3 separate regions of the Homo sapiens genome follow, and regions 2 and 3 are each linked to region 1. The links are chromatin loops, found by intact Hi-C in ENCODE. Cell type or tissue: GM12878. All regions are shown on one strand. Each heading gives the region's core, and the rest is flanking DNA. Links, peaks and the distances in the headings are about the cores only. Region 1 has its middle 27 kb from the start of LINC01095. Region 2 has its middle 91 kb from the start of ZNF827. Region 3 overlaps SLC10A7 (solute carrier family 10 member 7).

What was found. Peaks named below come from ENCODE experiments on the same cell type or tissue, not always from the same donor. Only the 100,000 strongest peaks of a DNase experiment are listed, where the experiment ranks them.
Region 2: a loop joins it to region 1, with 7 times the contacts of the local background. A loop is called at or near these places in 2 of 110 quality-filtered maps.
Region 3: a loop joins it to region 1, with 5 times the contacts of the local background. A loop is called at or near these places in 23 of 110 quality-filtered maps.

The regions. Positions count from the first base shown.
Region 1 is chr4:146,089,435-146,101,050 of GRCh38, forward strand. No RefSeq gene overlaps it. Among named protein-coding and RNA genes, the nearest start is that of LINC01095, 27 kb to the right of the region's middle. RefSeq lists an enhancer at 10,219-10,458. In GM12878, for the core only: a CTCF peak has its summit at 5,860 (motif pointing right); a DNase peak (open chromatin) is centred at 5,939; H3K27ac peaks cover 376 bases.
Region 2 is chr4:146,023,983-146,035,598 of GRCh38, forward strand. No RefSeq gene overlaps it. Among named protein-coding and RNA genes, the nearest start is that of ZNF827, 91 kb to the left of the region's middle. RefSeq lists enhancers at 6,245-6,464, 8,798-8,847. In GM12878, for the core only: a CTCF peak has its summit at 5,318; DNase peaks (open chromatin) are centred at 5,559, 5,829 and 5,949; H3K4me3 peaks cover 1,125 bases; H3K27ac peaks cover 2,521 bases.
Region 3 is chr4:146,331,157-146,336,156 of GRCh38, forward strand. All of the region lies in intron 5 of SLC10A7 (solute carrier family 10 member 7), which reads right to left. Among named protein-coding and RNA genes, the nearest start is that of MIR7849, 75 kb to the right of the region's middle. RefSeq lists enhancers at 2,438-2,547, 2,628-2,697, 2,818-2,867, 2,878-2,967. In GM12878, for the core only: no CTCF peak of the experiment used is centred there; a DNase peak (open chromatin) is centred at 2,395; H3K4me3 peaks cover 1,703 bases; H3K27ac peaks cover 1,157 bases.

The sequences.
Region 1 (11,616 bases), core at 3,287-8,286:
AGGGGAACACATAATTTGGTCCACAGCAATCCACATACACTAAGACCCAGAAGTTCTAGAAACATTTCCTAGAGAAATTCTTGTGCACGTACACAAAGAGATGTGTAGAAAGAATATTCACTGTTGCATTATTTATAATAGCAACATGAAAAAAATTTAGATAACCACCATTAGGAAATGGAGAAAGAAATTGTAAAATCATCAAACAATAAAGTAATACACAGTAGTTAAAAGAGCAAACAAGAACCACATATTGTGGCTCTGTCAGCATGAATAAATCTTAGAAATAAAATTTGAGTATGAAAATCAAACTACAGAAAGTATACACAGAACATGATACCATTAAAGTGAGAAAGTAACTAAGCAGTAGGTCTTAGTTTCTTATGGATATACTCATATGAATGAAACATATGTTAAAAATATGACAATATGGATGGAAAGGATGAACCTCAATTCAGGCTAGTGGCTGATTTAGAGAAGGAGGAAGGGCAGTAACAGGATAGGTGACTTTAATTTTGTCTGTAATATTTTATTCTCAAGTTAAAAGGATCTGAGGTAAATATGGCAAAGTAATAACATCTACTAAAGGGATAGTGGGTACATGGTAATTTGATATATAATTTCTGTTCCTTGTGTTTGCAGTTTTCATAATGAACACCAAATAAGCAAACAAATGTTTAAAAGGCAAAATGTCCCTGAGAGTTAGAGAGATCTAGGTCCCAACTGAGTTCCCATTATTCACTAGATATAGGTCCTTGGGCAAGTTACCTAACCTCCTTAAGTTGCTCCTATTTATGTATTTTCATCTATACCTACCTCTTGGGAATATTGTGAAATTCAACAGCGCTCATGTAAAGCATGTGGCACCCAGCATACAAAACAATGCTAGTTCCCTTTCTTACATCAAGTACTGTTTAGTAACATTGATTTAAACTCCATGTCTTTGTCTAAACTAAAAGAAAGCTCTGAGTGGTTGTAATGAGACAGAATAATTTTCCTGTTTCCCTTATTGTGACCTTTCTTTCTTTTTTTTTTAACCCCTACCTTGTCTCAGGTATTTAAATGTGTGTGTGCATGCACAAACACATAAGCAGTACTTCACAAGTGCTTTAGAGCAGAGGCTAAACTTTTGGAGGTTGGGAAAATGGTCTCTTTAATGTCATGTAAGTGTGAAGCATCTTTTCACTTACAGGCTTAAAAGAACTATATTGTAGCAAAACTAGAAATCAGTTAAAGTTTTTGTGTTGAGACAGTACTTGCTGATTGAATTCTCATGGTGTATGTGTTCTTTTTCTTTTTCTTTCTTTCTTTTTTTGAGCTGGAGTCTTGCTATGTTGCCCAGGCTGATCTCAAACTCCTGAACTCAGTCAATGCTGCTTCAGCTTCCTGAGTAGCTTATTACAGGTATGTACTACTGCACCTGGCTGTATTTATTTTTATGTAGTCTTTCATAACAATATAATGAGGACAGTTTTGTGTGGTCAGTTTTAAATTATCCTTGCTGTGGAGACATCAGAAAGCTCAGGAAAATCCAGAAACTTCATCTGAATCAATTGTTCTCATTTTTTTAAACTGCCACTTGAACTATTAGCAGAAAAGATCATCAATTCAAGTATCTACCCCTTTTTGTTCTTTTTTTCATGCTAGAGAATTTGTTAAAGAAAGGTTCAAAAGTCACAACATTAGCAGCAATAAAGGTAAAAAATAAAAATAAAAGGCTGAGCCTGATGGTTCACACTGGTAATCCCAGCACTTTGGGAGGCCAAGGAAGGCGGATCACCTGAGGTCGGGAGCTCAAGACCAGCCTGACCAACATTGGAGAAACCCCGTCTCTACTAAAAATATAAAATTAGCCAGGTATGGTAGCGCATGCCTGTAATCCCAGCTACTCAGGAGGCTGAGGCAGGGGAATCTGCCTCTAGGGAGGCAGAGGTTGCGGTGAGTCAAAATTGCTCCATTGCACTCCAGCCTGGGCAACAAGAGAGAAACTCTGTCTCAAAAAGTAAATAAATAAATAAATAAAATAATAATGATAAAATAAAAATAAAAAATAAAAAAGTCTCCGCTACTTTGGGGACAAAATGCTAACTGAAAATCAAGCTGATCAAATTGGTTGCTTTCAATTTTATGCTGTCTCTAGACTGAAGCTCAGAGCTTCTTATAACTAAGGAGGAGAGGAGAAAGATATGTAGAGAGCAGGCAGAAAAGAGTCTAAATAACCAAGGACTGCTATGCAGGTTGTGCACTGCACAACTCCAGAAAGCACGATTTACATGGACAACTATGTATGCATGCAATGGCCCTGAAAGGAGGTATCAAAGTAAAGAACAGAAAAGGCCGTAGTTGCACAGAAGAGTTCCTAGTCTCTGAAATTTCCCACAATCTAACTTTATGAGTGAAGCCCATTCTCATTTAACTACACAAGTAAGTGATGGATTTTGGAGAATCAAAGTCCATAGTATAGATAATACATAGGATTTTTCAGTGGGATACCTCTCAATAACATGGAAATAAAGGGAATGAAACTAACAAGGACCAACATGTAATAAATAAGGTTATCGATCTGCAGAAGTTCCCTAAAAGATTAAAACTGAGTAACAAATAGACATAATAAACAGTCAAATCTCATTTAAAACATAAATCAATATATATGTTGTGCAGTTTCCTGTATTTAAAAAGGTAAGAAACAGCAATGCTAATTAGGATGAACATATGTACTTAATTAAACATCCCACTTTCCATTAGTGAACACACAAGAGGAGCACAGTTTATGCAGTTTTCACAGGTTTGAGAATGAGCTTACTAACCATGTATAGGAGAAAAATAAGTACTGCACAGTTTTGAAGAGCATTCTGCATTTCATTGCTTTGGTTAAAAGTGTAAGGTGGGTAAACACCTAAAGGTCCTTCTATTTATGTGTGAAATCAAGGGTAGGTTCATGAGTTCTTTTTCGTTTTAAAGGTCTGTGATTTTATTAGCAATGATGGGTGATATACAAGAAAGAGGAGCAGAAAGAAATCATCCCTTTCCATGGACAAGTGCTTTCTTTTATCATTGTATCTCTGTGTGAATAAATTCTATAATTATTGTAAAGCAATATACACTATTCTAAATGCTTTTCTTTGGATCTGCATAGAGTGCCTTTGATGTAAGCAAGGCTGGGCAGTTGTTTAAAAAAGTGGTTTGGAGATCAAGTTCTTGACCTAATATGGACAAGGTCTATTTTCGACTCTTTCATTTGAAACTAGCAACAGCAGATTAAAAACAACTTTATACTGCAAATTCAAAGTAGAAATGTCTTTTTGACCAACATCTAATTTCTTGCTCTTTGTGATCCAAATTTGGTAAGCTTTGGGGAGTTGAATATTAAGATTATATTTCTACCTTGTGCAGAAGAGTAATTCTAGTCCATCAAATGAAATTGTAAGCGTCCAGTGAGGCCCAAGACTTGTTTTCATGGCACATTGATGGCTACTGGCTTGTGACCTATTAGTAGGTCAAGTTCATTGTCAGTAACCACCATATTATCCTAACCTCTTCTGCTGACCACAAAGAAAATGAACCAGAAGATAAGGCTCTTTCTTGGATCACTAATATTTTCCATTTGGGTACATTTATATCTTTCCTAATGTAGCAAAGTAGCATTAAGCGTAGCAATTTCAAGAGGTAAAGCAGAGGTGTTAGAGAAGCCAGATGGCTGCCAACAGAGGTCTAGCTCAATGGTAGTGTCCTGTCCCAAGTCTGTACTCAGATTTTCAGGTCTAGAATTGGTTCTGTTTGCACATCCAAATTTGACTGGGCTGAGAGATAACAGCAAATAACTAAACTTACAAAGGATTGATGTAAAAACTGGTATGCCAATTCCGTAGTTATAGTGGTAAATATTACTATGAACAGATTACTTATACCCCATATTCAGGGACTTCTTTTTTAAAGAATCTTGGTTTTTGGGAAGTTGAGTGAATTTCACAAAGATACCTGCTCTATCAGCCGTGATGAAACAGCACTGTGACAGAGAAAACCCACATAGTATTTCAAACAGGGAATTTTTACTATAAAAAAGAGAAAAATCAATCAAAAGAGAAAAATCAATCAAAAAGGAGAGAAAAACCACACAGTAATTCAAACAGGGAATGTTTAATATAAAGAATTATTAACTATAATAGAGAATTCGGATAATAATGGATTGACTAGTAAGAAATATAAATTACTCTACAGAATACAAGGATAGCAGATATAAGATTACTCCTAGGGCTGAGATAAAAGCCCTCAGCAAGAAACAGATCTTATTGCAGAGAGTGCAGCTGTGGCTCAAGGATGGCTGACAAGCCACTGAAATGCCTCACCAGTAGAACTTGCTGGAAACCCACCTTCTTGGGTGTCAAGGAAGCTATTCACAGGGTGGTGCCATGTTTTGGAATTTACTCCAGTGTCAAGCAGGAGGTGGTGGAGGAAGCTGCTGGCCACTGGGTGCTGGTGACTGCTACTTGCTGCAGGAACCTGGCAGTGGAGAAGCCCCACACGTAGAAGGAACCTAGAGAAGAGAACAGACCAGAATCAGAAAGATATACCCCTTCCTCCTCTTCTGTCTTTCTTGCACCCTCCACTGACAAACAGAGCATCATGCCAGATACCAAAGGAGAAATATTTACAGGGTCCAGCTCCATCCTCACAGAGTAGGTAATAAGGGATGGATTTGAAGTTGAGAGGCAAGAAATTGGTAACTGGCACAGTTGCTAAGTCAGCATGACATTCATTCAAAGAAAGGTAGACAGTCTTGAAAAACATATCATTCAAGCCAGGGAAAATGTAATGAATCTCCTTGTCCAAAAACAGAGCATACTTCTTTGTTTAAGGAAAACGTCTATGGGTTCTAGACCCATAACCCTTGGGTAGTTCTGGATAAACATAAATTCTTGTCCTGTTTTCCAAGTTCTGCTACAACCAACTTATTGCTGTTTGGGCAGGGTATTATACAATCAACATGATTTTAATTTTCTTAGATTTTTAAAATCACTTTCATGGCCTGTCTCCCTCACATTATAAACCTTACTGCTTTGGTGAATCTTGAAAGTTTCCTTTTGTCTTCAGCTGTGTATTACAATTTTGGGTACACCTACAGCTGCAGGTGGCTAACTCTTCGAGGCTGGAGATGACCTTCATTCAAAGTTACAAAATATCTCTCATGATAGCCTCCATCATGGCTATAGAGAGCTCTAATTCTCTCCAACATGACCTCAGAGAGACAAGATGCATTTAACTTTTTAGGCCAATAGTGTTTGATTTCATGAATTACTAAAAAACTTAGGAACAGCCTTTTTTATTACCCAGAAATAAGATTTGCAAAGGGGAATTAATAAAGTAAAAGGAATACTTATCCAGAGAGTATTTACTAGCAGTGTAACTTGAGGCATCTTTGTCCCTTGTTGCACAAATGCAAAATGTGTGTACTAAGAGCAACAATTTTGATAGGCCATTGTGAAAATCAATTCAGTTAATAGATGTTAAAGTGCTTAAGTCAGCACCTGGTACACAGTTAGTACTCATAAGTGATACATATGATCTGACATGAAAACCAAGAAATTTCTTAGATTTCTGGCAGAAATTTATCCAACTTGAGAGAAAAAGATCAGCAAGAATGAAGAATTTTAATACATTTTTGAAATAAGAAAAGGTATTGTACCCTTTGGTAGTAGAAAAAAATCTGCTTCCATTGACTATAGTCAGATATACTCTATTTATTAAGCATAATGGGAACTTGTGAGAATGTAGAAGATCTGTCCATTTAGGGCCCAAAAAACTTCAGGAAACAGTCTCCAATGGGTTTATGATGGATTGGGATGCAAATTCAGTGTCACTAGATGGCGCTGTAGAGCAATTAAGCTTGGTTGCTTGTTAAAGGTGATTTTAAACACTATTCTAAAATTGGGTTATTTTCATATGAACATTTTGCACAAGCATAGGTAGTTATGTGAGCCAAAAATAGTGTGCCTATGTTCACCAGGGTTTTTAACCCACAAACAGCTGGTGTGGCAAGTATGAGAGACCTTGAGAACAAATGACCAGGAGGAATAGTAGACTTACGGGAAGATAACTGAACACAAACCAAGCTAAGATTCAGTAGCTGACTGGGATCACTAAATGGTGACAGAGAAACTGTGGTCCGAGGTCATCTTTTCAAAGTTAAGGCTAGCATCGGTAAAATGAAATTGTGAGCTAAATACTGCAAAAATAGAGCATTAAAATACTATAGCTTGATATCTTTATTTATATCTGAGGTTCTGATAGCATACCTGATGTTTTACTGTCTAGTTCACAAAAACAAGACTAAGTTGAAATTATATGTTTTCAAGTCTTATTTTGGATTAGTATTTTCACTTTCTAAAGGGCATGTTTTAAGGGATCCACACTATTATATAAAAAATTGTGTTTGGGATTTGGTAGAACTTTTTTTTGGAAATAGTGAGGAGAGAGGCATGAAGCAAAGAAAGAAGTTGGTTTTATATACAGATGTTAAGGAAGGTTATAAAAAAAGAAGAGAAGGTGCAGGCCACATTCAGACATTTGACTCACATTATAGTGCAGTAAAACTAGTTGATTCAGTTCATTGCCTTCAATCTCCTCAATCAGTACAGCCTTGTCAATTTTTAAACCAGCCAGCAGAGAGCAAGAATGACTGGATGGCTGTGCTGCGATCCATTTATTGTACTACACAGAGCTATAGCTAGATTCCTACCAAGCCATAACATCACGAAGGAACAGATTGCACTTGACCTGTAGATGAATGGCTTTTGATGGGGACTTAGATGGAGATAAAGGAAGTCAGCTGCTATGGCTCTAGCATTAGAAATGGTGGGATATATAATATAATAGTATAGAAATGGTGGGAAAAGGAAACACTCTAACAGCCTTGGAATAAAGAAGAAATGGAGATAAGAGATTTACAAGGTTAAGAAATGAAGAGGAAATATAAAGGAACTTAAAAGGAAATTATTCCTTGGCTTCAGGAAATTAACTACTGATTCTTTCCTTGTAAGTTGGAGCCTTAAATAGTAAGAGATGTCTGTGGTGTGTAGAGAGGAACGTCTGTCTTATTGTGTGGTAACTCAGGATACTTGGCGTTCAAAGGTATAACATTTCAGTAATCTGGACCTTGGAATCCCCACTGGTTTTAGTGTTGTAATCTTCAGTCTCTACAAAGTTGACCTCAACTGAGTCACTGATACTTCATTAATGATTTTTCATTATCTTTAGATTATTAGACTTTAAGTTTGAGTTATAGGATTCCTATTTCAGGCATCTTCTTAAAATTAACTAAGGGCAAATGTGTATAATTCTTAGGTATTGCCTCTAAAGTCAAGGTTCAGGTGATAATTCAGTTAAAAAGTCAGTTCCTGAGTATAATGATACAGAGAAAATGTTATTTCTGTTGCAGCTGGTATGAGAATCCCATCTGAGGAGGGTTTTGCTAAGCCCATGAGACACTTACAAAAAATTAGGCTACACCCTGAGAAAGAAGTGGACCACACATCCCAGTGCCTCCCCATGGTGACAAGGGATTGGGGGTGGGAGCTGGGGGTGCTTCGGGAAGGTGCTAGACAGAGAGAATGAAATGCTGGTGAGAGGGTAGAAAGGGACCCCTCCTGGGGCCAGTCAGATCTACACACGTGATTCCCAACACATGATAGGCTTAATGTGAGTATATCCTTTGGGAAAACCCTGAAGGGGCTGAGTCTTGAACCCAGCGAGCATGTTTGAATTTAGGGGGAAAGGCCATCATGAGAAATATGATGTTGGTAATTTTAACTTTTCTTTAGTGCAGTCATTTAAAGCTGACAACAGGTCACCTAGCTGGAGAGCGGCAGATTTGCCACCCCACACTCACCCCGGCAGAGTGGAAAAGCAACTCTTGAACAATGAAATGAGTGAATGTGGAGATGAGTGAGGCCTTCCCGCCTCCACAACTCACCTTCTGTATCTATATGCCCCCCTGATGGCCCCTTATAGCTGGGCCCTCCCTGCCTCCAAAGGGTTAGATGAACTGAGTAACTGATAAATTACCCCCTCAGCTGTCTTCTCTGTGAGATGAGGAACTAATAGGATCTCTCCCGTGAGTTGTGGTGGTAATTCACATAAAGCCCTTAAACTATTACTGGTCATATGTGATGGAATATAGAATATATGTTAGTTCTTATCATTAAAAAATGACCTATTCTAATACTCTGTGCAGTAGTAACAGATGAAAGAAACATGACTCTCAATTTTTAAATTTTCCTCAGCCTTTGCTTCATGACTGTGCAAAAACACCAACTCTGGGACTTTTAAAAGACTTGGTACCCTAATGTCGAGAGAGGCCCAGAGGTCCTACTGCTGTGCAGTCCACCCTCCAGCAACAGAAACTCTGGCCGAATGCCAGGGATTAAAATATTCCAAGGAAGACAAAGACTAGAGCCAAAGCAGAAAGAAATCAAGATAAGAAAAATAATCCCTTGAGTGACACACAGTTATAATTAAATAACACAGAACTAAAGCCAAGCATTTTTTGTTATGCCCTCTATGAGTAATACTTGTGCTTTGAAACTTTTAAAATATTTAAGGCAAGAAGAAATGAAATGCATGGCAACCAGTTAAGGTCATACATTTAGGACAAAAATAATAAAATATTAAAATGAAAGAAATAAATGTTCTAACTGAAATACTGAGATTCTGTGGAGATGAATTATTCAAAGTAGGAAACACATGTGACCTCCAATCTATTATATAACGGGAGAAATGGTGGTAAAGTTCAAGTGTAGAGCAATGCCAAGAGATGAGAAAATGATGGCAGGTAATGCTTAACAATATTCTAAAATTATGCTTAGATTTAAGGAAAGAGACTTCAAAGAAAGAAGAGGCAAGTTTGGCTAGTATAAAATGGAGTCTGGGGGCTTGAAAATGGTATTTTTCAGTCAGAACACCTAAGTAGTCAGGATAGACTAAATTATGCTGTAGTAACAAATAACTCTAAGCCTCAATGGCTTCAAACAGCACAGTTTTACTTCTTGCTCACAATAGATGTCTATTATGAGTTAGCAAAGATCTCTGTTCATCAGTCACTTAGGAGTAGGATTTCTGATGGTACAGCCACCATCTTGAACTTTGCCAGTCTCTGTTCTAGAGGGAAGTGTGAGCCCAGGGTTTCAGATCATATAAAATACTAATGTCCAGAAATGACTCATGTTAGTTTTGCTCAAACTCCCTGTCCAGGACTACTTCAAGGGGGCCAAAAAGTACAATTTTACCCTGCAGGCAGAAGTGGGGAAGGAACAAGAAGAAGAAAAAGATTTGGAGAATAACTCCAGCGGTTCCCCTGCAGCTCCACATGGCACTCCTTGGAAGGAAAACCTGTTTGTATGGCTGGGGGCTTCACGTACTTTGTTCATGAGAAAATCAGCTCCTGACCCCAGCACTTAACATGAGCAGGATTTTTGTGACTAAGATGTTCATAACTTAGGGTGACTTTGAGGGAAGGATTGTAGCTTTATTTTTAGTATTAATTGCCATGCATGTAACAGAAATCCAGTAGGCTATGGGAACAGGCAAGGGCCTTTGCAATTGTCTAGCCTCAGGGTCTTGAATCCAAATGCCTACAAGAGCCAAGGCAGGAAATGTGCATGAATGGGGGAGTCCGGGTGGTGTGCAAGAAGGGGTTGTCATGAGAGGGTGCACTGAGGGTACATGTCCTCCTGAAGGGAGTGACTGCTTCTCAGCACAAGCAAAGGGCCAGTGTGAGGGATTATGAGATGAATGTGGCCAGATTTTCTGACTTTTTAAGAGAAGTCAGAGAGACACGGTTGTTTTTTGGTTTTTGGTTTCTTTTCTAATTTTAGATGTGAAATCTAGTTTTTAAACCTTGGTTTCAAATTATAAAAAATTTAAAACACCATTTTGAACTAATGAAACATGGCTATAGCCTACCAGTTTATGACAATTATCCCGTGTTTTTTAATCCTCCTTTCTCACCACTTTTCCCCCACCCTTATTCCTCCAGCAGCAGAAGAACCCTTTATTTGGTCAAAGTCCAACTCAGAAAGTCAATATCTAGAGTGGATATATGTGGGGAACTGCTCTGATTGAAGCAGAGTGAGGGCCTGGACCCTAAAATTCAGCTGTTTCCCCTCTTCTCCCAGAACTCAAGAAGCACAGTTTGAAAACCACAGAATGAGTGGAATGCAAGCCTCTGCTTCTTCAGGTGAGGATTCAGACCAGGATACAGAACCAATCAGAGGCCTGTCAGTCCAGAAGTCCTTCCAGAACACCAGCAGTCCTGCATTCATCCATGTGCTGACCACAGTGCCCACTAGAGCTCCCCGTGCAGTCAGAGATTCACTGAAGCCTCTGTCAGACGTCATCATGAAATGTACCCTGAAAAGACTCTTGCACAGGACACCCTGCTGGCAACACGTGGGGTGAAGGGTGCAGAGGTTGCCTTCTCCAGGGAATTATATTCTAAGATGTACATTTCCATCTTGGCAAGCTCAGAGACAAACACCCAGGTACTGTGCTCTGAAGCAGTTGAATTAGTAAACTAAGAGGAATAACATCTTGGGGAGCATTAGTGCTGGTGCTCTTTGTGCAGTGGGACATGGAAAGTGTGAGCGGCAGGACAGATCCTCAGCAGGGTTGAGAAGGAGCTACCTGGACTTCTGCATGTATGGGAGTTTTAGTAACTTAATAGCTCAGCTTTGCCTTGCGAAAATTCTATGTATCTGCACCCAGATCTTTCAGGTCTAGAAACAGATAGATATAAAACATACAAAGTATATATGTACACATTATATATATATATGTATTATATATAAAGTATATACACATATATATGTTTTCCTGTGAGTTTTATTTTATTTTATAATTTCAGCTTTTATTTTAGATTAACGGGTACATGTGCAGGTTTTACCTGGGTATACTGCATGATGCTGAGGTTTGGACTACAATTGATGCCGTCACCCAGATACTGAGCATAGTGTCCAATAGTTTTTCAACCCTGGCCCACCTCCCTCCCCATTCTAGTAGTCCCCAGTGTCTATTGTTGCCATCTTTATGTCCATGAGTATCCAATATTTAGGTCCCACATGTAAGTGAGAACATGCAGTATTTAGTTTTCTGTTCCTGCAATAATTCACTTAGGATAATGGCCTCCAGCTACACCCATGTTGCTTCAAAGGACATGATTTTTTTCTTTTTTATGGCTGCATAGTATTTCATTGTGTACATGTGCCACATTTTCTTTATCCATTCCACCACTGATGAATATCCAGGCTGATTTCATCTCTGTTGCTATGAATAGTGTCGCAATGAACACATGAGTGCGTGTGTCCTTTTGGTAGAATGATTTATTCTCTTTTGGATATATAACCAGTAATGGGACTACTGGGTTGAATGGCAGTTCTGTTGTAAGTTCTTTGAGAAATCTCCAAACTGCTTTCCACAGTGGGTGAACTAACTTACATTCCCACCAACAGTGCATAAGCAGTCCCCTTCCTCTGCAGTCTCACCAGGATCTGTTGTTTTTTGACTTTTTAATAGTAGCCATTCTGACTGGTGTGAGATGGTATAACCTTGTGGTTTTGATTTGCA
Region 2 (11,616 bases), core at 2,677-7,676, 66 kb before region 1:
TCACCTGATTGTTGGTTCTTATGAAGGTGTTTTTTGTGTGTAGATAGTTGTTAAATTGTTGTCCTTGGGGGAGGGGAGATATTGGTGGAGGCTTCTATTTTGTCATCTTGCTCTGCACCTTCTCCTCAAAGCATTCTTAATTGAATGAAACATGACCAAATGATCACCTCATCTGGGATCTTCCCTCCACGCCTCCAGGTTATTAATGTATCATGTGTATTTGCAAATTATTTTATTGTACGTATCCCCCAGAGCTATATTAATTGCTTTCTCATTTATCTGCTAGGTATTGAGCTTGGAAGTGCAGGGCCAATGTCTTGTTTCTCCTGAATATTTAGCATCATTCCAGGTCCATACTCAATACTCAAAAAATGATTGTTGAGTGAAGGGAAGACATAGTCTCCCCTCTGTGACAGACACTGATTGTTGTCTTTCCCCTGCCGCCTGTCCCCATAGCCATACTATCCTCTGGCTGCAGCACTCTTCCTATCCTGCTCTATCCCTAATGTGCCCACTCTCCTTTCCCCCTCATTCCCCAGAGCACCACTACCATAGGGTATTGGGTATAGTCACTTAAGTGTAAGCCTGTCACGCTCAGTAAGAGTTTCAGAGTGATGCATGGAGATTTTAGCATAGCTGAGAACAGAGTACAACTTAAAATGAAGTTCCATATTAGACATCACCATCTGAAATTCTTCAGTGATTTGTACCATGGAGTATCTCATATTGGTTGTCTTTCTCTGCAGGGCCTGGCCTGCTGCCATTTTCTCTCTCAATTTCTCTCTCTTTCCCATTCTTTCTCTCTCCCCCCAGAAACCTCCTTTTCTTCTCCTTCATTTTAGAACACACTATCTGTATTTCCTCACTTCATTATGTAAATATATTGACAAATTTAATTCTCAAGGTCTTTCCAAATCAGGTCTGGACTTACTTTTGAATCTCAATGGTATCTTGTTAAACAAAAGTGTCATCTAACTCTGATGACACTTGGCACAAGGTTTTCGTTTATTTGTTTGTTTGTTTTGAGACAGTCTTGCTCTGTTGCCCAGGCTGGAGTGTAGTGGCACAATTATAGCTCAATGTAACCTTGACCTCCTGGGCTTAAGTGATCATCCAACCTCAGCCTCCCAAGTAGCTAGGACTATAGGCACATGCCACTGCATCCAGTTAATTTTTAACATTTTTTGTCTATATGGGGTATCACTACATTGCTAAGACTGGTCTCAAACTTCTGGCCTCAAGCAATCCTCCCGCCTCGGCCTCCCAAAATGCTGGGATTATATGCATGAGCCACTATGCCCAGCTCTTGGCAGAAGTTTTGAAATTCATTTTTCGTCTACTAATGCAGGTTCTTCAGCAGGGTTTATTGGAACCTGTAATCTGTGGGCTAGAGGTGGAATGGAGGTGGAGCGGTTCTTATTCTTGCTACAGATAAAAAAAACCATGATGATTTATCTTAGAAAAGAAAAAGCTAAGGAACAGTTTAATAGTCTTCAAATAAAAATTTTATTAGTATCTTGAGAGAGGAGAGTGGTGGCTCTGATAATCCTAAATTTATGAACAACTTTGAAATGTGTATGTTTGCACACTTGACTTAGCTAATTTTATAAAGAGTTTGTATTCACCTGGTTTTTGAGAATATGCTATCTAGGTCAGAAAAGGAGATGGTGCTGTGGTAATGTACAGGGTAACAGAGAAACTTAATTTAGGATTACAAAAAATGCCACAATGTGGATAATTAAGAGCTAGCTGTCCAAGAAGAGATATTATGTAATCATTCTTCAACCCCAGGAGCAACAGAAGTGGGACGAGAGAAGAGAAGAGTGAAGAAGCAGAGGTGTTCTGTTTTTACTCTTGTGGTGATAAAATGTTCTGCAATCTCTGCTGAGGGGTTTCCTGTCCCTTTAAGCAAAAGGATCACATCACAAAGTGTTTCCATGCCAGCTTTTGACTATCTTAGTTCACTCAGCTGAAATGATGGCTTTAGAAGCTGGTAGTACAGTGTAGACATACAGAGCCTACTTCAGCCAAGGACAGTGTTCCTTGGAATAGCTTCTACTGAGCTTCTGAGAACTAAACCAAGATACCATGTGCTGAATTCTTCCCCTCACCACCTCCCATATGTTGTTTTCCTGAGGTTGGCATAGAATGAACACACAGCCAGAGAAATAAGAAAAGTAAGACCATCCTGCTGCCCTACAAGAAGAAAAGGCATGATTTAAAAAAACTCAGGTTGTAAGGGCATTTAGAGTACCCTGTTCCCCACAACATACTTGCTACCTCCACCCATGTGTCTGCCAAGGAAAAAAGAACCAGGCTAAATAGTTAATGGAGTGACCTAGGATGTAGCCAAAGTTTAGCTCAGTGTGGGTCTGAACTGGACTCCATCCAAGGCAGCAGGTTTTATAGAGTCTGCAAGAATTAAAGAGAAGACATGAAGGCTACTTTGGGAGTAGAGAGGCAAGGGGATAAGGTAGGTGGGTAGAAAGAAAAGAGTGTGGGAATCACATGACTCATCATGATAATGGCTATCATCAAGGTCTTACCTTTGGTTAGAAGTGGTGGGTACCTAGGTGCTTATGATATTATTAAAAACAATTAAACAAATAGGCAAAAGCAGGTTATAAATGAACCAATGATGGGGATGTGCCATGAATCAAGGACTATGATAAATCCAATGCCAAGCTCCTGAGATCAAAAGGGGAATATGATAGAGATTCATTCTCTTTCATAGTGCCGTTGAGTTTCTGACCCATATGTTAAAACTTCAAAATATTGAAAGGAATTTAGGAGAGAATGCACTGCATTGTCTGTGGCAGGTGATCCTCACAATGAATCTATGAATGTCCAGATGGTGCAATCTCACTCGATCCTCTCAAACAGTCCATGGATTTGGTATTATGTCCATTTCACAGATGAGGGAACCAAAGCTCAGAGAGATTAGATACTGTGCTTGAGGTTGCAGGGATAGGAAATGGTGTCATCAGGTTTATAACCTGGGTCTGCCTCCCGAAGCCTGAGGTAGCTCTCCGTTCTGCCATGTGACAAGTCAGTGGACCTGTGGAGAATGAGTGTTGGGTGGGCAAGAGTGTCATCCCTCCTCTCCCATGGGTCTGAATCTGGTGCCAGGTGTGTGGGCAGTATCTGTACTTTTACAATGATTCTTTCATACACTAAAAGCATAATCATCACCATCATCAGCATCATCATCATCATCACTCCTCCTCCTCCTCCCTCCATATTATGGACAGGCTCAAAATACCCAGTTTCTCAGAAGTCTTTGTTGTGGGTAATAAAAATACTTTTCCTAAAAACCAACTTTTATAAGTTTCTAATGTGAAACAATAGTTAACCCACGTCTCATAATCATCTGTCAGCCACAACATCAAAAACAACAATAATAACAGCAAAATATCACAATAGATATACAGCACTCTCAGGACTTGCAAGATGAAAATATGGTCACAAACTAGACTCAGTCCACAACACAAGGTCTTGTGATCTCTGTTTAGAGTCCTCATTACAGTGTCCTTTCAAATAGCCAGGCTTCAGCCTTTAATAGGTTTTGAAATCAATTTAGTGGGTCTTAGTATTTAAAAAATAGACTTTTGAATTAATCTACATTTTAAGGGTAAGTATTGTTTTGTAAGGTTTTTGTTTCAGTTCTATAGGTGTATATGTGTGTGTATGTGCATGCATATGCACATGTGTGTGCACTGCGTGTACACTTCTTACTGTGGTTATTTATCATAAGGACTTAAAGGCCCTGCTGCTGGGAGCATTAATGAATGCCTCTGAGGAGTTAATGAAAAGGTAGCTGGGAGGGTTCCCTGATCTTGTGCACCCATACAGACCATGAACACCTTCACATGCAGGATTTAAAACCATACTTCACAGGGCTAGAATTAGATATTGAGGCAAATCATGAATGCATGGCACTTTAAAGCAGATGACACCTGGGTATAATTTGGAAGATGAATGGTCAGCTAGGGAGTTGGGCTGGACAGAGCCATTCAGACCAAGTAATTGCAAGAGTTATAAAAGGGTAGGGAATGTTACGCCTTTAGAAATATTGTGGCCTAACTGCTACCTCACTGTCTTTAGATACATTGGGAAAGAATTTCTTCTACTTCTTATAGACAGTAATTATTTATTACTCCTTTTAAGAGTAATTTCACACACAAACACACACACACACACATATATATTTATCTCCAAAGTACCAATAAATAACACCAACAGCAGGAATTTTCATGGTTATTGTCTACTGGGTGTCAGGCACCCTATTAGGTGCTCTCCTGCATTATTTTTAATCCTCTCAAAGACCTTACAAGATTGTTCTTGTGGAAGTTTTACATATCAAAGAAGAGCAGCTATTGGTTTTGAGGAATTAAAGGGAAAGACTAGCTGGTTGTTCATGCACAAGACTCATAGGATTCCATTAACTTGGTGACTTTAACCGTGTCTTTAGCTCTGCAGGTTCAGACACCCACGTTTGTCAACAAGCTGAGAGTTGGTATCTCAGATATGGGTCATGTTATCCAGTGGAGGTGTGGACAACCAAAATGTCTCCTGATTAACCTATGATGACAATAAATGTGACACAGCCTGACCAGCCCATGGGAACTCATAACGCAATTAAAAGTTTGCTTGGTGAATGTTGATTTTAAAAAGGGGATGGTAGGTGACTATACAGGTTTAATTTTATCAGGTAAGAATGGCTTGAAGTGAGGTTACCAACCTTTACCTTTTACCTCAGTAGTTTCTCAGTGAGAAGAACAGACCCAGGGAACTTTTTGACATAAGAGTGATAGGCTCTGCCCCCAAAGCTCCAGTGCTCAGAGCTAGAGACTTCCACTTGGGCTTGAGCTAAAATGCTGGCCTTTGATATCTCATCCAGACTGAAGATAGGGCAGAGCCAACGTGACTTGCTTGCCTGCATGCACTATGAGAAACTGGAGCAGAAGGAAAGCAAAAGGAAGCCTGCTGAGGAGCTGAGGTACGAGGGCCCCGAGACTGGGCAGGCCAATCAAAGAAGGTGAAAGAGTGTGCACAAGCAATGCCCCGACTCCATCACCCCACCTTCTGATATGTAAAGCCAAGTGGTTGGTATGCTGTCTTGAGTCAGATTAGCTACTCTTACCCTGGTGAGAGAAGAATGAAAGGAGGGACAGAGAGACAGCATGCGTCAGTTCACATGTTCCCTAAAATGGTCTGCAAGTTGGATGGGGGGAAGTTCTCTCATCTGGAGCCTGAGGTGGAAATATGGGAAGAAGAATAACAATGTCTACAAAAGGGCAAGCACTGCTCTTGGCCAGGAGATGGGTATCTTTGACCAAGATGCAATTTTTTTTCCCTGAGCTGTTCTTAGATTGACTCATCAGCTTGCTCTGGAACCCCATAAAGGCAGGAGCAGAATTTGTTCATGCTCTTAGCACAGTGCTTAGCAAACTCTCAATGTATGTATGGAATACCTGCTTTTACTTCTCCTTTTTCTTCTTTCATGGTGTCGAACCGTACCTTAAATTGACTATTATTCCTTTAGTTGTTTTATTTTCCTCAATCAGATTACTAGGTTCAACATGACGACTTTGCACATCTCTGCTCCATACAATATGTATTGATTTTGTTGTTTAGCTCTTGGAGGACAACCTCATTTTCCTTCCTGATACCAAGTTCTTTAGGGACACATTTCCCTATAGCTGTCAAGAACCTGCTGTCTCATTCCCATCCTACAGTCATTTAAGAGCAAAGCCAAAGTTAAGATCTGAGGTCACAGGAAAAAAAAAAAGATGTTATAGGATGTACTGTTTGAACAACTCCTGTTAGATGTTAGTGTTTCACAGAACTCATCAGAGAAACCCAAGTTTTCACAAAACACTACATTTATTTCCACCTCCCACAGCAGTTATCTTGCCCAAGAGAGGAAATTGTTTCCAATTTACACATGGTAAAGGACACCTCCTGAAAATTTCCCTTTGGGGCTAGGAATTTAATCTTACTACTGGGTTAATGCATTTATTTGGGTGGCTTTTTAACCTAAATAAGTGAGCAGTACTTCCTCCCACCATCACTTTCATAATTGCTGTGAAAAGAAGCCCTCGTGGGGGTTGCTGCAGAGACAGCCTGGGGAAACCCCGTGAAGTTAAATGCGCTGCTTGAAAACACAGACACCCGGTTCTAGCTGCTCCAGCCCTGAGCCATTAGATTTGGTCGTCAAGGAGCCCAGCAGGGCAAAGGTCAATTTCTCTTTGCTTTTTTCTTCCACTTCCTGTTCTTCCACTTTTTCCATTGTCTTCTCACAGCTATCCCAGGCTCTCTCCTTCTTTTTCTCTTGTCTTTTCATATTCTCAAAAAACAGGATAACTTTCAAAGCCTTTCCTTTCTTTTCTCACTCTATCCACATCCCCTCGGCTGTTCAAATGCATAGAGTTCACCCTTAAGCTAAGGAGACAGTGCAAATTTTATAGTAAGAATGTAGGCTAAGAAGCCAGACTTCCTGGGGCTGAATCCCAGTTGCTTGGGAGAGTTACTGAATCTCTCAGGACCTCAGTTTCTACATCTATAAAATGGGAATGATACTAGTAGTTCTTATCCTATAAGGTTATTATGAGAGTCAAATCAGTTAATATATGTAACGTGATTAGGAATGTTATGTAACGTATATAAGAGTGTTTGCTGGGAAAAAACAACAACAACATGTCACAAGTGGGTAAGAATGAAAATGGGCTTAGAACAGAGATCACATTCCACCCTCTGTCCCTTTGATTAAGGATAGGGGTTTGGCTGCATCTGCTTTTCTTCCCCTAAAATATCCACGTATTCTAAAACTCTGAGTATGTTTTTTGTGTAAACTGAACATAGTTCAGAACTTTTTTCTCAGCTACCATTTTCTTTTTGGAGAGTGATAAACTTGATCTCTTTTGTGAAGAGCTATTTCTGGCTAGCTTTAACATAATGTTTAAATTAATGACCATTTGTTTATGCCCATGATGTATAAGCTAAACAACTGCCCCTGCATTCTATAATTCCAGTCCCAAGGAAGGGGAAAAAAAATGCCAGGATAGCATGGGGAAGAAAATAGCCATCATCACCAACCCACCAGAAAATCTCCCTCCTCTCATATTCACTCTTTAATTACAGAACTGCATTTATGTACACATTTGGAGAATTACATGTTTATATGTCTTGTCTCCTCTTGATCATAAGGTAGTGTCTGTTCCATCTTATGTATTCTTGGTGCTCAGAACAGTGCTACACTTACCTGTGGGTGTAAAGTACAATTTGCTGACAAACTATAAAGCAATATAAATAGATCATATATTAGACTAGTATTAAAGGTTTTAAAAATAGTCTATTTTAAAAATATAGTTTGTGAAATTTATGAGTTTTAAATGGCAAAATTTAAAAGAATTAAATAAAATGAGAGTGGTTTCCATTTTTTGAATCACATTTTCTGCTTTTATTCCCATATGCCCGTAAAAGGGATTATATATATAGTAGGTGTGAAGCACTTATGTAAGGTATATGTATATAAGGTATATGTATGTGTGTGAGGTATGTGTGTGTGTGTATGTGTGTGTTATGTGTGTGAATTAAGCTGTCAAGTCAGCACACACAAGGAGAAAATCATGTACAGAATTGCCTTAGAAAATTGCATATATCCCAGAAACTCAAACACGAAGATTTAGCTTCTTTTGCTTCTATTTACATTTCTCTGTAGTCTCATTCTCTGTGGAGCACTGAAGGATAGAGAGAGTCTAGTTTGAAAGGGAGAGTACATGCAACAGGGTAAGAATTTTTTTTTTTTACTTTTTTTATGCATTAAGATTTATGAAAATAAAATTCTTTTAAAATGCAACTTCACAGTGTGTGTGCACATATGTGTAAATGTCTATTATATATACACTTATACATATATACACGTATATATACACTATATATACACACACACACACACACTCACACACATATATATATGTGTATGTATATTTTTGAGACGGAATCTCTGTTGCCCAGGCTGGAGTGCAATGGCACAATCTCAGCTGACTGCCACCTCTGCCTCTCAAGTTCAAGCGATTCTTTGCCTCAGCCTCCTCAGTAGCTGGGACTACAGGTGCCTGTCACTATGCCTGGCTAATTTTTGTATTTTTAGTAGAGATGGGTTCCACCGTGTTGGCCAGGCTGGTCTCAAGCTCCTGAGCTCAAGTGATCCAGCTGCCTCAGCCTCTCAAAGTGCTGGGATTACAGGTATGCACCACTGTGCCTGGCCTGCCTGTGGTATGTTGTAATCTATACACTTTTATTTTTATTAATTATTTCACATAATTTTTACAACAGATCTGAAAACAAGGTTTGCATTTACAGATCAGGAAACTAAGAGCATTGAAGTGATTTTCTCTGTGGTCAGTGATGGTGCTAGCTTAGAACTGGGCAAACAAGCTTACACTTTGATGTTTACCCACTAGCACTACTTCCCTCAAAGCTGATCACAAATCATAATCGTGAAAGAAGCTTTGAAACTACAGATCTACAACTTCCTTTTGTAGGACTGGAAGGGACCTTAATTAAGACCCTTCTCTTTACAGAGGAGGGAACTGAAGCCCAGGGATACCGGAAGAGTTGGCCCGGGTCACATCGTGGTGATTGGAAGGACTAAGAGAGCAAGCCTGGCTCTTGACTCCCAGGCCTTTCTATACCCCGCCTCCTGCTGCCCCGGCCAGGAGGCTAGATCTCAGAATGCAGTCAGAAAAATCCTTCACTGAGAGGACTAGATTGCAGCTCTGAACAGAGCAGCATGTGGAGGCGTGCATTGTGAATTTTAGCTCCAGATCAACTGCAAGAATAAACCTGCAATCCCAAGAGGACCCACAAACCCTCTGAAGGAAGCAGACTGCTCCCGCAGGACCTAAGAGACACCCCAAATACTGTGAGTGCCCCAACTGCGGAAGTGGAAAAGGAAGACCCTCCTCTCCTGAACACACACCCCCACTGGAGAAGCTGAAGGTCTGTTTGTGGGAGAAGTTTCCAACTTAACTGGAGCTGAGTCAAGTTAGAGAGCCCAGCAAAATGCAGGGGTAGAAGAAGCAGCAAGGCCCTGGGAGCTCTCTGGGTCTCCAAGCAGCCCATTCCTCTCTGGTACCATAGGGATCCACTGGGAGGGTGGCTAGAGGAGCAGAGGGTAAAACTCCATGGGGAGAAGGAATTCTCTAGCTGAACTTTGTAAGTTTGAACAGGGCAAGAAGCCTCCTGGCCAGAACTCAAGGGAGGGTGTGAATCCGGTGTGCAGACTTCACAGGTGGGAGAGAACTAAAGCCCTTTTCTCTCGCAGCTGGGAAGCAGATAGCCTTGGGCAAATTTCCAAGTCCGTCTTGCCCTGACCTGGAAACAGACTCCCGGCTGCTGTTGAGGTCACAGTGAGAGTGAGACCGGCCCTTCAATTTGCATGGGATCTGGGTGAGGCCAGTGACTGCTGGGTTTTCCCCACTTCCCTGACAACCTGCATGACTTAGCAGAGGCAGGCATAATCCTCCTTGGTACACAACTCCAGTGACCTGGGAATCATGATCAAGTGGGTTTCATACCAGGGATGCAGGGATGGTTTAACATACGCAAGTCAATAAATGTGATACACCATGTAAAGAGAATTAAAAACAAAAATCACATGAACATCTCAACAGATGCAGAAAAAGCATTTGACAAAATCCAGCAACCTTTATGATTAAAACTCTCAGCAAAATTGGCATACAAGGGACATACCTTAATGTAATAAAAGCCATCTATGACAAACCCATAGTCAACATAATACTGAATGGGGAAAAGTTGAAAGCATTTCCTCTGAGAACTGGAACAAGACAAGGATGGCCACTCTCACACTCCTCTTCAACGTAGGTACTGGAAGTCCTAACAAGAGCAATGAGACAAGACAAAGAAATAAAGGGCATCCAAATCTGTAAAGAGAAAGTCAAACTGTCACTGTTTGCTGATGATATGATTGTTTACCTTGAAACCCCTAAGGATTCCTTCATAGAACTGATAAAAGAATTCAGCCAAGTTTCTGGATACAAGATTAATGTACACAAATCAGTAGCTCTTCTATACAACAACAGCAACCAAGCAGAGAATCAAATCAAGAACTCAACTCCCTTTACAATAGCAAGAAAAAAAAAAAAAAAAACTTAGGAATGTACCTGACAAAGGAGTCAAAAGACCTCTACAAGGAAAACTACAAAACATTGCTGAAAGAAATCATAGATGACAAAAACAAATGAAAACACTTCCCATGCTCATGGGTGGATAGAGTCAATATTGTGAAAATGACCACACTGCCAAAAGCAATCTACAAATTCAATAGAATCCCCATCAGAATACCACCATCATTCTTCACAGAATTAGAAAAAACAATTATAAAATTCATCTGGAACCAAAAAAGAGCTCGCTTAGCCAAAGCAAGACTAAGCAAAAAGAACAAATTTGGAGGCATCACACTACCTGATTTCAAACTATACTGTAAGGCCATCATCACCAAAACAGTATGGTACTTGTATAAAAACAGGCACATAGACCAATGGAACAGAATAGAGAACCCAGAAATAAACCCAAATACTTCCAGTCAACTGATCTTTGACAAAGCAAACAAAAACATAAAGTGGGGAAAGGACACCCTTTTCAAAAAATGGTGCTGGGATAATTGGCTAGCCACATGTAGGAGAATGAAACTGGATCCTTATCTCTCATCTTATACAAAAATCAACTCAAGATGGATTAAGGGCTTAAACCTAAAACCTGAAACTATAAAAATTCTAAAAGAAACATTGGAAAAACCCTTCTAGACAATGGCTTAGGCAAGGATTTCATGACCAAGAACCCGAAAGCAAATGTAATAAAAACAAAGGTAAATAGCTGGGACCTAATTAAACTAAAGAGCTTTTGCATGGCAAAAGGAACAGTCAGCAGAGTAAACAGACAACCCACAGAATGGGAGAAAATCTTCACAATCTATACATCTGACAAAGGACTAATATCCAGAATCTACAACAAACTCAAACAAATCAGTAAGAAAAAAACAAATAATCTAATCAAAAAGTGAGCTAAGGACATGAATAGACAATTCTCAAAAGAAGATATACAAATAGCCAACAAACTTATGAAAAAATGTTCAACATCACTAATGATCAGGGAAATGCAAATTGAAACCATAATGCGATACCACCTTACTCCTGCAAGAATGGCCATAATCAAAGAATCAAGAAACAGTAGATGTTGGCGTGGATATGGTGAACAGGGAACACTTCTACACTGCGGGTGGGAATGTAAACTAGTACAGCCATTATGGAAAACAGTGTGCAGATTCCTTAAAGAACGAAAAGTAGAACTACCATTTGATCCAGCAATCCCAGTACTGGGTATCTACCCAGAGGAAAAGAAGTTATTATTCGAAAAAGATACATGCACATGCATGTTTATAACAGCACAATTCACAACTGCAAATTCGTGGAACCAACCCAAATGCCCACCAATCAATGAGTGGATAAAGAAACTGTGGTATATATATAGCATGTATATATATATATATACACACACACACACATATATACAGTATATGTATACATATAC
Region 3 (5,000 bases), core at 1-5,000, 240 kb after region 1:
ACGTACACTCACCCAGATAAATTTAAGGCTCCACATTTATGGGTCAATCTCACTTATTAACAATTGACCAAAACTTGGAAATGAGGCAACAAGAGGACAGCATGTCCCTTTAATGTCATCTTGGAGTATTATCTATCAGCCAATCCAAGGTTTACTTAACCACCTTTGTTTAACTTCTATTTACTATTGGTTAAGATTCAGACTATAAAAGTATATGTTAACTTACAGAGTTTTGTTCAGTAGTGATGGAAATGGTTTCTGTCTAGTAGAAAAAATAACCACAATAACTATGGTTTTATTGCCCTGTAGGCATTGGCCAGTTTTGTCTCTAATTTAGCATACTTATTTCAGTATGCTTTTCTAATGGCCTGGGTAACCCCCATTTTTATAATCTCCCCAGAACTAGCTTTACCATCCTGATGGTTTCCTCATTATTCAGTTAAATAAATGTTTGACAGGTGTTCATTCTGTATGTATAAGAAAATCATGTTCTTAACTTTTCGAAAATTATACTTTGACAACTCCCTTCTTCTGAACTTGTATTAATGGAAATATCATTTTAAAAAAAAGATTACTGTCAATCTAAACCTCCAGGCTATCTTCATCTTTTGTCCTGTGGTCAGTATATAGTGATATCTTAAACAGTTAGTGAAAAGTCTATTCTTCAAGAATAAAATGATGTCAAACCAATATTTAATGAGTGAGACTGGTCAACAAATCCTAAGCAACAAATTATAAAGAGGTGGTATAGGGAATTCTGGACACATCTAAATTTCAACAAAATGGTCAGGGTATATAGTCTCCAAAGAATATGACATTATAAGCATGAATGTCAAGATACATAACTGAGAAAACTTTTAGAAAGAAAGAAAGAGACATTAGGAGCCTAGGGAAGGGTAGTTAGAAAGAAAGTGGTGGTGGATTGGTGAGCAAGGGCCTCTTTCCTCTCCTCTGACTATACTTTCCCCTTTACAACTAGACCTTCACAGACTAAGGATCTTAACATGCCCAAATCAAACATTTAGCAGTTATGGTCTAGCAGCTGACAGGAACATGCTGCTTTGTTTATTAGGCACGGTACACTATTGTGAAGACAGAGGCATCCAACTATTTGAGCTGGATAATACTAGCCACTGACATTGTCCAGTTAATTCTCTCTAGTCTGAGATCACGTGCTATGATTTGGCTCTGTGTCCCCACCCATATCTCATGTTGAGTTGTAATCTCCAATGTTGGTGGTGGAGCCTAGTGGGAGGTGATTGGATCACGGGGGTGGATCCTTCATGAATTGTTTAGCACCATCCCTTTGGTGTTATTTTCATGATAGTTAGTTCTTGTGAGATCTGGTTGTTTAAAAGTGTGTAGTACCTCCTACCTTGCTCACTGTCTTGCTCTTGCTTTCACCATGTGAAGTGCCTGCTCCTGCTTTGCCTTCCACCATGAGTAAGTGCTCCCTGAGGCCTCCCAGAAGCAGAGGCCATTATGCTTCCTGTATAGCCTGCAGAACCATAAGCCAATTAAGCCTCTTTTCTTTATAAATTACCCAGTCTCAGGTATTTCTTTATAGCAATGCAAGGACAGAATAATACACCATGCTTGTCAAGAAAACTTTTAGTAATAATTTTGTTTTCCAAGTAGCATTTCTGACAGGAAGATAGCACACTGACTAGTTGACATCAGTCTCCTAGAACATAACCACACTAAGGTGTGCTGATGATATTTCTGGATATGTAAAGATATGGACCTATTCCTGGATTGTGGTGATCCCATTAAAGCAATGTCACTCAGTGAGGCCTTACAGGAATGGCAGCTGGCTTGTCCTAACGACATTACATTTAATTAAGCAAACATTTATTGAGTACCATGTATCCTATATTACTGGTGCCGAGGGGAAAAGGTGAATATATGGTTTATGTCATAATAGTGTATGCCATAAACAGTTCCCACCAGAGAAAGCAGTTCTACCTGGTTCCTCTCTAACTTTAATACTTTGATCAAAAAATACCTCTATCATCTCATTCTCAAAAAAGTGTGATTTTTTTCAGGCCAAAATTAAGGGTCTTCTACACTTATATTAAACATTAGCTTATTAGATTTGGCCTATTATCTTTTCAGATTTTGATTTGTCACTGACACATTCAACATATACCTACTTAGTGACTACCATGCCAGACCCTATTAGATGATGAGACACAGAGGTGAATGACACATACACAATCAATGCCCTCAACGTTTTTTAGAGAAGACAGTTAAGCAATTACAATAAAATGATAATGTTCAAAATGAACATTACAGTGAGCTATGAGAGTGCTTAATAGGGAGGTGAAAGCAATTAAGATGAAAACTGAAAGAAGAAAAGGAGTTAACCAGGCAAAGGAGTCAGAACAGAAGAAGGGAAGGGAGAGGAAACAGGCAGAGGGAAGAGACTATAAAGGCACTGAAGGCAAGAAGAACATATAGAAACTGAAAGCGAAGAGCAGAACGTGAGGAGTGCAGCTGTGAGAGATGAAGTTAAAAGACAGATGAATCAGAAAAGCCTAGTAATCCATGGTAAGGAGTTTGGGCTTCACTTCAAAGCAAGAGGAAGACACTGGAAGAGTTTATGCAGCCATGGGTGTGGGGAGGGGCAATAGAACTGGCACAGTGCTCTCTGTGGTTAGGTAAGAATCACTCCGTGTGTACTTTAGAGAACACATTAAAGCAGAAGATTAGAGTGAGGCAGGCTAAGCAGGAGGCTATTCAGGACTCCAGGCAGAAGATGATCTGGGCTAAGGCGATGGGATCTTAGTCATCAAGATGGACCAACAGAACAGATTCAAAACGTATTTGAAAACTAGACTAGTAGACTGTTCAATTAAGTTTGTGGGGAGAGTGTCAAAACAGAAGGAAGAACAGTTTCTTAGTTTTCTGAGTTAAGTGATTCTTGACCAAACAGGAGATCATAGAGCCAATTACTGAGCCAGAGTGGAACTGGGGATGCACAGACTCATTTTTCTTGGGAAAGATGATGAGTTTGAGGTATCTGCAAGGCCTCCAACTAGAGATACTGTGATAGCTGGATTTATGGGACTGAAACTCAGAATAGGGTCTGGACAGTGAAAACAGCTGAGTAGTCCTCAGCATATAGCTTGGTGTGGTGATTTACTGCTACAGAAAATAAGTTAAGAAATGTAGACTATAGATTGAAGCTTATTGAAGGCTAGATGAAAACAATTTCAATAGATGACTAGTGTGAAAGTTAAATTGGAGTACATGGAGGGCTGAGTAAGGAGGGAAAAGAGGCAATTTGGACAAGTCTTTCCAGAAGTCTAGCTGTAAAGAGGAGGAGAGAAACAACAGCAGCAATGTAAGAAGAATGAAAGTGTGGTAAATGGAGTTCGTTGTTTTTGGTTTTGTTGTTTGCTTTGTTTTGAAAGAATCTTGAGGATTCTTAAAATTCATAGAAAAGAGGCAAAAGGGGGTCACAGGAATAGAGATTTAGTAAAGAGAAGGAATTTTACCTGTTGCAACTAAAGAGGCAGCAGGGAAGGAGCCCTAGCACAGCTAGAGGGTTTAACTTGTAGAACAGCAGAGGGTAGGTATCTCTTTATTGTAAAAGAAGAGCAGAGGTTATAGTAGGTACAGATGAACATAGGCTTGAATGCTTGATGTTGGAAAGTTGAAGACATTTTCATGTAAGACTTTCTCTTTTCTCTGTTTTGTAGAACATGAAGAATTTTACTAAAATGAGGGGAAGATGGGTGCAGAGGAAGGGGAAAGTCAGTGATTGGGAACCTGTGTTACGACTATTGGGAAAGAGTCTAAGTTGGTGAAGGGTCTGAGATTACCACACTTTCAAGATGACAAGTCGGCCTGCCACACATTCAAGTATGCTGGCAGAAGGCTCAAGAGTCCTGGATCCTGGATGAATGAGCTATGACGATGTGGATGGCTGGATGTCAGGAGAAGATGATGTCAGTGTTTGGGGATCCTCAATAGTTGAAGGTTTTTGTTTTGTTTTGTTTTGTTTTTGCCAAAAACTTTTGGAAGAGCATTGTAATAGAATGTTATTGTCTCTTTCTTTTTAACTCATTAAAGTGTTGCCACAGATGTTGTAAAAAAAAAAAAAAAAAAAAAAAAAAAAAAGAGTCCTGGATCAGAGCCAAAGGATTTTACCACTCATAGAACAGCAAGCAGCCTAAGCATGATGTTGGTGTCATTTCCCCTTGTCCCCAAGTCAAGCAGGTGATGCAGATGGGCTCGAATGGATGCCTGCAGAAGCAGTGGACTGCATTCCAGGAAAGGAATACTGAGCTTAGGGAACCTGAATCTTTTATAAGAGGCAGAAAGCAAAGCTGCCCTTTGTTCCAGAGTTGAGAACAAAAGGCAGTCAGTGCCTCTGCTGACAAAATGTATAGAAATATGAGACACAGAGAGAACTGTCGCCCAACAGAGGAACTGTCCCGCAGACCAACCCAGTTGATATTGGTCATCTAAACATATGAGTTATCAAGCCCATTATTGCTCCCATCAAATACCACCACTGAGCTAATATTTCCATACAAGGAAATGATGATAAGATAATCATTTTGAAATGACCAGAAAAACTTCTCTCCAAGGTGACATTGATTGCCTAACACTTCATGAACACTATCATTTAAACAAGATTCTAACCAACTGAAGTGACTTCTAACTCATAATTTATTTACTCTCTTTGTTGTCTTAAAATGGGTGAATCTGCTAAATATCTTTTTGAAATCTAGATCCTCACTAGATTGAAATGTGATCTAAGCGCCAGCAACATTGATTTCACCTGGAAGCTTGTGAGAACTAGCTGAATATCAGACTCCGCCCCAGAACTACTATGTCATAATCTGCATCTTAGCAAGATCCCCAGGTAATTTGTAGGCATATTAAAATTTTAAAAAATGGATTTAGATTCTAGAGCAGAGGTTGGCAAACTTTTTCTGTGTAAGGCCAAGTAATAATTATTTTAGCCTTTGCAGGGACACTTCTGCAAT